Regions from separate parts of the Homo sapiens genome. Here all the other regions are linked to region 1. A link is a contact called in ENCODE Hi-C or POLR2A ChIA-PET data. All regions are on one chromosome and are shown on one strand. The core of a region is the stretch at or near the end of the contact, and the rest is flanking DNA. Distances in the headings are between cores, read along the strand shown. Region 1 holds the start of BUB1B (BUB1 mitotic checkpoint serine/threonine kinase B). Region 2 holds the start of RAD51 (RAD51 recombinase). Region 3 holds the start of DNAJC17 (DnaJ heat shock protein family (Hsp40) member C17).

Region 1 (2,700 bases), core at 171-2,670:
ACACATGACTTGGTTCTGAACAATCAAAGCCCTGAATCCACTATCCCCAGTGACTGTTTGGGAGGAAGGGGTTAAGCAGGGTGACTCCTAAGTCTGAATTTGAACCTGTAAGGATAAAGTCGTGAATCTGTTACCCAATGGAGAATGACAATAAGCCAACAACAAGAGTAGAGGCGAGAAATGGAGAGAGGCCCAGTCCACATGAGTCCTGGGTTAAGCTTTATCTGAAGTCTTTTATATATAAAAGACAGTAAATTCCCTTTTCTGAGTAGGCCGATTTAAGTTGGATTTCTACTTCTTTGGAATCAAGAGTCCTGATGATTCAGAGGAAAGAAGGACTTATATAACATGAACAAAGACAGAAAGCTGGGAACTAAGAACCAGAGGGTAGTGGACAGTATCCTCAGCATCTGCCTCTGGGAAGTGCCACCTCTCTGACCATCCCCACAGTCATAAAGGAGAACTCCCCTGTACCTGGGCTTTCTTAAATGACCCTGTTCCTTCCTCAAGGTGGCTAATGCCTGTAATCGCAGCTACTGCGGAGGCTGAGGTGGGAGGATCACTTGACCCCGGGAGTTGGAGGCTGGAATGCAGTAGCCCCATGATGGGGCTACTGCACTCCAGCCTGGGCAACAGAGCAAGAAGAAGACCCTGTCTCTAAAACAAAACCAACCAACCAAACAAACAAAAAGACTCTACTCCCCTGGTCACATCTGAGCTATCACAATTTCTTCCTCAGAAAATTGAAATTGCAACAAACAGTTTAATGTCAGTCAAGGCTAGTCCCCTGAAGGGGAAAAGAGGTAACACCTTGGGAACCATAGCATGGCTGTGTTTACTGCTTGTGGACTGAGCAGAAGAGAAAGCAAGACAGTATCATCACTTTATAGATGAGGAAAACTGATGGTCAGAAAGATTATGTAGCTTGCCTAAGGTTGCACATTTGGTATGATTTTACAGAACTAGAATCCAGCTTTTTGAATTCAAGGGTGGGGCAGGAAACAGCTAGGTCAGTGGCCTAAGAACTCCGGACGGGTGAGATTTGGGGCAGACAGCAGGGGTAGTCACCCTACAAGAGTCACGCCAAGTGCAAGCACTCAGAGACATCTCCCAACACTCAAAACAGCAAAGAAGTTCTGGTGCTTTAAGTGTTCCTCGCTCGGCTCAGAGACTCGGCTTCGAGCCGCGACTCAAGACAGCACCTGGGGGTATTTGTTTTGCCTAAGCCTGCTGCACTTCCACGGCCATTGAATCCCAAAAACTACAATTCCCATTATGCACCGCGAGTTCGCGGACTAAACAGGCATAAACTACAAGCCCCAGAATGCCTTGGGCGAGACGCGAGAGCACGGAGGAGCGGAGGGGCGTGGCCACGTCGACCGCGCGGGACCGTTAAATTTGAAACTTGGCGGCTAGGGGTGTGGGCTTGAGGTGGCCGGTTTGTTAGGGAGTCGTGTACGTGCCTTGGTCGCTTCTGTAGCTCCGAGGGCAGGTTGCGGAAGAAAGCCCAGGCGGTCTGTGGCCCAGAGGAAAGGCCTGCAGCAGGACGAGGACCTGAGCCAGGAATGCAGGATGGCGGCGGTGAAGAAGGAAGGGGGTGCTCTGAGGTAGGTACGGGAGAAAGCTGCTGGGGGCTGGGCCTGAGAGGACACGGCCTGGTAGGTAATAGAAGGCTCCGCTCGGAGCAGTCGAGGGGGAGATCGGCACCGTCAGAACAGACCCCACCGGAGCCTCCTTCCTTTTGGAGTAGAATGCCGGAGGTGGAGGTGAAAACGCAGTGGACTGAGGGCACGTGCGAATCCTGCCGCATCCAGCTTCAAAGCGAAGAAGGCTGCGGGACCCCAGCGGAACAAAGAGTTTGGAAGTTGCAATGTTGTCTGTTTGTAACTCAGCTCAGCCACCTGCTAGTTGTTTGACCTTGGGCAAATCGTTTGTATGGAAAATGCTGATGTTAATGCTGCCTTACGTGGTTCTGGGGGAATTCAAAGTATTTGTTAAGTAACTGCTTCCAAATAAGCGCTCAACAAATGGCAGGTGCTATGCCAATAGCACAGAGATCTGAAAGCCTTTAGCCAATATCATAGAGATCTAAATTATGCCAATAACATAGAGATCTAAAAGCCTTTTTCTGCATGTTTGCGGCTTTTCCTTGTATTAAAAAAACTATATTGCAGTTCTAGGTTGGAAATCTGTATGTGTTTTCACTGTGGTGCCCGCAATACCTAGATAAGTGCTATGTCATGGGCTCTTTCATTCATGTAACAAGTATTTTTTTGGCTAAGCTCTGAGTGCAGCAAATATACAGACACAAAAATCTCAACCCTCATGAAGCTTAAGTTCTGGCATGGGATGAAGGTGGGGGAGTCAGACAATAAAGACAAACTGTTAGGTGGAGATGTGGTCAGTACTAAAAAAAATAATAAAGCAACTGGGTGTAGTGAATATTGGGGGTGGGGATTGGTGCAATTTAACTTGAACACTGGAGTCTCACTGAGGAGATGTCACTTTGGTCAAGACTTGAAGGAATCTCAAAAGCTAGAGGTTCTATATCTGAGGAGAGTACAAAGGCTGAGGGTGAGAGCTAGGGGAGGAAGTTGCACCTGGCATGTCCAAGGCCATTGTCACTGGAGCAGAATTAACTAGAAGAGTAAAAGGATATTATGTAAAAATGGTGAAGATGCAGATTGTAAGGACTTAGCT
Region 2 (2,700 bases), core at 199-2,698, 530 kb after region 1:
CGCCCAGCTTATTTTTTTTTTTTTTTTTTTTGAGATATGGGGTCCCACTATGTTGCCCAGGCTGGTCTCCAACTCCTGAGCTCAAGCGATCCTCCCCCACCTTGGCTTCCCAAAGTGCTGGGATTACAGGTGTGAGCCACCGTGCAGGCCTTATATGATCTTCATATCCTGAACTAAATGTAACCTTCCAGTTTCGGCACTTGCTCTGGCACTTTTCCTCCCTCGCCAGATAATACTAATCTTTAATCATGTAGTTCGTTTCCATGCCCATACTACCCTATTTGCTTATAATGTCTTCCACTTCGCCCAAGAATCCCTACTCAGCTAGCTTGTGGTGTTGTTTTGACACAGTCTCGCTCTGTCGCCCAGGCTGGAGTACAGCGGCGAGATCTCGGTTGGCTGCAACCTCCTCCTGAGTTCAAGCGATTCTCATGCCTCAGCCTTTCGAGTAGCTAGGATTACAGGCATGTGCCACAAAACCTGGCTAATTTTTGTATTTTTTACTAAAGACGAGGTTTCACCACGTTGGCCAGGTTTATCTCCAACCCCTGACCTCAGGTGATCCGCCTGCCTTGGCCTCCTAAACTGCTGGGATTACTGGCGTGAACCACCGCGCCCGGCCCTACTCAGCCTTTAAAACCGGAATCACGGGTCAAAACTTTCTGGTAAACCACGATACGGTTTAGGTTATGAAATTCAATGCCCCCTTCCTCTGAACTCCTGCAAATCTCCAGTAAAGCACCACAGATTGACGAATATTCCAGCCATTTCCCTCTCCCGTACGCTAGCTCCATTTCCCACTTCTATCCATCTTCTCGAGCTTCCTCAGCTCCTCCACCTCCATGAGGCCTGGAAAGCACCTTGCTCCAGGAATGCGAGTAGGAGGCTCAGAGCGACCAGAAGTGCCAAAAGCTGACATTCAGATACTGCCGAAACAAACCACAAGAGCGCTAGGGCCCCCGCTAATAGTCCAGCTGCGATGGTGAGAACTCGCGGACCCGCCGGCGATGCATGCCGGGAGATGTAGTCCCGGGCCGACGCATTACCTCTTGGGAGTCGTGGTCTTCGATCTGGTAAACAGAAGACGGCAACTCGGTTAAGTCTTCCCCCACCGCCCCCTGAAATCCCTCGCCCCACCCGCGAGGGACTGGGGTAGGAGTAGGGGCGTTGCCGTGGTTAGCCTCGAACTCCTAGGCTCAGACGATACTCTCGCCTCGGCCTCCCGAGCAGCTGGGACTACACGCGTGAGCCACCGCCCCCGGCATAAAGTTTGAATTAGTCCTTACGCAAAAAGGGAAGAGGGCAGTCTGTAAACTCGCGCAGGATCAAGCTCTCGAGCTCCCGTCTTGGGTTAGCGCGCAGGGCGGAAGCGGGGAGAAGGCGGATCCGGGAGGCGGGGATACGTTACGTCGACGCGGGCGTGACCCTGGGCGAGAGGGTTTGGCGGGAATTCTGAAAGCCGCTGGCGGACCGCGCGCAGCGGCCAGAGACCGAGCCCTAAGGAGAGTGCGGCGCTTCCCGAGGCGTGCAGCTGGGAACTGCAACTCATCTGGGTTGTGCGCAGAAGGCTGGGGCAAGCGAGTAGAGAAGTGGAGCGTAAGCCAGGGGCGTTGGGGGCCGTGCGGGTCGGGCGCGTGCCACGCCCGCGGGGTGAAGTCGGAGCGCGGGGCCTGCTGGAGAGAGGAGCGCTGCGGACCGAGGTGAGTGTGTGAGGCGCAGGCTGGGCCCTCCAGAGCCGCGGCTCGTCCTCGCCCACCTGCGTCCTGGCCGGTCCAGTGCTCAGCGGCAGTTGGGGCCTCCGCGCGCAGTGTGAAACCCGGACGTGGCAGGGCGTGTCCGCGCCCGACCGACCCTCAGCTGCTGGGGCGAAAACACAAGTGGACCTCAGTCTTTAGAACTAGGGGAGAAACATTAGAGCCTTTATAGGCAACACCTATTTTATGGGTTCGAGCGAGAAGTCCGAGATCAGAGCGGTGTAGCCACAGCTGTTTAATATCACAGCCAGGGCTTCCGGATTCCTGATCTGTCTTTCCATTACACCGTGCTTAGAAAGTACCAATCTCCGATTGCCAAAACAGTGTTTTCATCATCTAATGCGGAAAACCATTCACATGATGCCTAGAGAATGATCTGAAGTGAGGTTTGGTTTTCTTAAAACTTTTTTTTTGAGATGGAGTCTCGCTCTTCCGCCCAGGCTGGAGTGTAGTGGCGCGATCTCGGCTCACTGCAACCTCCGCCTCCCGGATTCAAGCGATTCTCCTACCTCAGCCTCCCGAGGAGCTGGGATTACAGGCCCCCACCACCACGCCGCCAGGCTGATTTTTGTATTTTTAGTAGAGACGGGGTTTCACCATGTTGGTCAGGCTGGTCTCGAACTTCTGACCTCAGGTTATCCACCCGCCTCTGCCTCCCAAAGTGCTGGGATTACAGCCGTGAGCCACAGCGCCTGGCCCCTGTTTTTTTGTTTGTTTGTTTGTTTTTAACTTCTAAAGCGCAATGTAATATACATGTAGAAAAATTCACATTCACAACTGTATACAACTCCGTGAATTATTACAAAATATACTGGCCGGGCGTCGTGTCTCACGTCTGTAGTCCCAGCACTTTGGGAAGTGGAGGCGGGAGGACGATTGAGCCCAAGAGTTCGAGAACAGCCTGGTCAAGATAGTGAGACCCGCATCTCTACAAATAGGAAAAATT
Region 3 (2,700 bases), core at 11-2,510, 650 kb after region 1:
TTTTTTCCTTTTTTTTTTTTTTTTTTGAGACAGTCTCGCTCTGTCGCCCAGACTGGAGTGCAGTGGTGCAATCTCAGCTCACTGCAACCTCCGCCTCCCGGGTTCCAGTGATTCTCCTGCCTCAGCCTCCCAAGTAGCTGGGACTACAGGTGTGTGCCACCACGCCCGGCTAATTTTTGTATTTTTAGTAGAGAAGGGGTTTCAGCATATTGGTCAGGCTGGTCTCGAACTTCTGACCACATGATCCGCCCGCCTCGGCCTCCCAAAGTGCTGAGATTACAGGCGTGAGCCACCGCGCCCGGCCTAGTAGACACTAATTTTCTTTCTTTCTTTCTTTTTTTGAGAAAGAGTCTTGCTCTGTCGCCCAGGATGGAGTGCAGTGGCGCGATCTCGGCTCAGTTGGGCACTAATTTTCATTTGATGAACGCCTCTCCTTCGTATATTGTTAAAACTACCACCATGATCCAGGGGGAGATAAAAGAAATCCTAAATCCAGCTTGATCAGTGTTTCACTCCCTGGCATCTTTATCACCACCTAAGGTAGCATGGACCTCTATACCATCTGCCTTAACCTTCTGATCCTCCTGCTTTTAGCCCACTAACTAGCACATGCTGAGAAGGGCATCAGCTACTTGAAAAGAGTCAATGGGCTTGAGTGGAAAAGAAAATAGAGACAGCAGGGTCATCGGTCACATTGGCAAGGGGGCATGAAAAGGGAGTGGAGAGGCTTTGAGATCTTACTTTTCTTTCGTTCTAGGCTCTTAGTGGAAGAATTAAATCAGCCTGCAGAAGAGACTGAAATGAGGCACCTCTTGTCACAGTCAAGGCAGAAGCGGAAACGGAGGCCGAGACTGCGCAGGCGCAGAGGAGGCTAGCGTTCCTTGCTGCCTCGCCCCGCGGCCTCTAGGAGACAGGGGCCACGGGGAGAGCACAGCCACCCGGCGCGAAGAGCCCTCTGTACCCCGCTTCCTCTTGAGGCCCTCGGACCGTCCAGGAAATGTCTGGGAGCCCGCCTGCGGAGGGCATAGCGCCGACCCTCGCTCCCCGCCCAGGACCCGAATGAACCTGGAGAGCGGATGCCAGCAGTGGCCGAGGCGCTAGGACAGGAAGGACCGCCAGACCTCTCAAGATCAGCCTTCCTCGCCACCGTTCTCACCTCTTTGTCCGCTGCCTTCTCCTCAATGCCTAGCAGCGCGTACAGGTCCATCTGTAAGAGCTCCTTGGTCACTGCCATGGTTCCGGCCTGACGGATTCGTACTACAACTCCCAAGAGTCTAAGCGCGCGTGAGGACTGCAGGCTCCGAGCGGCGCCTAGCCCTCTGGGAATTGTGTTCTGGGTCAGGCTTGACTGACTCTGAGGGAGGCCGGCAGTCGTGAATGAACTACGACTCCCAGCAGCCCCCGTTGCCGCCGCTGCCGTACGCTGGCTGCAGGAGAGCGTCCGGATTCCCTGCTCTAGGTCGCGGCGGGACAGTGCCAGTGGGCGTGTGGGGCGGGGCAGGGCAGGGAAGGGAAGGGCGGAGCTGGGGTGAGGGTCCAAGGGGCCCAGGACTTGGCCGGCGTGATCTCAGCTCTGCAGACCCTGCGGTGCTGGGAGCCACCATGGAGAGTAGGTGCTACGGCTGCGCTGTCAAGTTCACCCTCTTCAAGAAGGAGGCGAGTCTTCCCTCCCCGAGGGCTGCAGGGCCAGGGAGGAGAGGAGGGAAAAGCGCGGGACTTAACGTCCAAAGACTTGGTCTTACGGCTCCTTTCCAGCTGTGTGGTTTTGATGAAGTCATTGATCCTCAGTTTCCATTTCTGTAAAATGGGGCTAACATTCTCTCGCTTTCAGGGTTTATGTGAGGGTCCACTGAAGTGCTTTAGGTGAGAGTTCCCTATAAACTGTAAAGCGCGCTGCCGTCGTTTTTGCAAAGCTACTCTTTTCTGTCGGCCCAGTGTAGCATCTGGCGGTTTTCTTCTCTCCACCCTGCTCCTCCGAAGCGCGGTGTCCATCACACCAAGCCCGTTACTCCCTCTGCTCTGAAATCTTCCCCATCCCGCAGCCTGCCCTTCTCCAGGTCGCTGGAGTTAGATTACCACACTTCCTCCTGCTTCCGGGGCACCATGGTGAAGGCTGACTGTCCTGTCCCTATCACAGACCTGCCAGATTCCTCTGGTAAACTGCAGGTTCCCTCTGCCTCAGTTGTGGCCAGGGATTCTGACCAGGAGATGATGGGAACTAGATGGAGTAAATTAGTGTCACGCAGGAAGGCAGGACCGTGCAGCATTCACCAACCTGGATTTTGGAGTCAGCGTTCAAATCTGAGCTCTGCTGTCTTATTGAGGCGGTGACCTTGGTTTGGATAAGTTATGTAACCTCTCTGGCCCTCTCAAAATAAGGATAATCACGGTTGGCATCAAGATTAAGTAAAATAATGTGTGTAAATTGTAAGGAATAAATCACATGATGAATGTTAAGTACTGGGTTTAGTGCCTGGCACATAGTAAGTGCTTAATAAATGGAGGCTATTGTTAGCCCATCCTGAGCCAAGCCTCCCTCCATCTCTGCAAGAGCAGAGGAGGCATCGGCTCTGCCCTGTCTCTCTGATTCTCCTTTGTGGAAGAGTCAGTGGCCTGAAATACTGGGCTTTATCTATCTGTCTTCTACATCCCTGGGTCAGGGAATTGAAGACAGGGTAGAAAGCATGGGAATTTTGTATA

The links. A loop is a pair of places that touch in the nucleus more often than their neighbours do. ChIA-PET counts read pairs that join two places held with the same protein, here RNA polymerase II (POLR2A). Pooled maps may share reads with other maps.
Region 2: a map of CD8-positive, alpha-beta T cell shows a loop between it and region 1 (8-fold over the local background). The contact joins the promoter of RAD51 here to the promoter of BUB1B in region 1. A Hi-C loop is called at or near these places in 1 of 168 maps with a recorded cell type or tissue (CD8-positive, alpha-beta T cell), 1 of 37 single-sample maps with no recorded cell type and 8 of 50 pooled maps. POLR2A ChIA-PET finds 5 or more read pairs at or near these places in 2 of 52 experiments (Caco-2 and activated CD4-positive, alpha-beta T cell).
Region 3: a map of CD8-positive, alpha-beta T cell shows a loop between it and region 1 (9-fold over the local background). The contact joins the promoter of DNAJC17 here to the promoter of BUB1B in region 1. A Hi-C loop is called at or near these places in 2 of 168 maps with a recorded cell type or tissue (CD8-positive, alpha-beta T cell and sigmoid colon) and 11 of 50 pooled maps.

The regions. Positions count from the first base shown.
Region 1 is chr15:40,159,649-40,162,348 of GRCh38, forward strand. BUB1B (BUB1 mitotic checkpoint serine/threonine kinase B) reads left to right here and starts at 1,421. Exons shown (of 23, transcript NM_001211.6): 1 at 1,421-1,607. The coding sequence starts at 1,573. RefSeq lists enhancers at 1,555-1,654, 1,675-1,804, 1,812-2,576.
Region 2 is chr15:40,693,726-40,696,425 of GRCh38, forward strand. RAD51 (RAD51 recombinase) reads left to right here and starts at 1,449. Exons shown (of 10, transcript NM_002875.5): 1 at 1,449-1,700. RAD51-AS1 (RAD51 antisense RNA 1) reads right to left here and starts at 1,380. Exons shown (of 2, transcript NR_040058.1): 1 at 1,287-1,380; 2 at 9-1,070. RefSeq lists enhancers at 439-618, 501-1,098, 979-1,128, 1,599-1,658, 1,696-2,293 and 1 more.
Region 3 is chr15:40,806,213-40,808,912 of GRCh38, forward strand. DNAJC17 (DnaJ heat shock protein family (Hsp40) member C17) reads right to left here and starts at 1,261. Exons shown (of 11, transcript NM_018163.3): 1 at 1,157-1,261. The coding sequence starts at 1,234. It overlaps ZFYVE19 (zinc finger FYVE-type containing 19), which reads left to right and starts at 877. Exons shown (of 11, transcript NM_001077268.2): 1 at 877-1,656. The coding sequence starts at 1,378. RefSeq lists enhancers at 540-629, 1,090-1,139, 1,180-1,229, 1,860-1,909.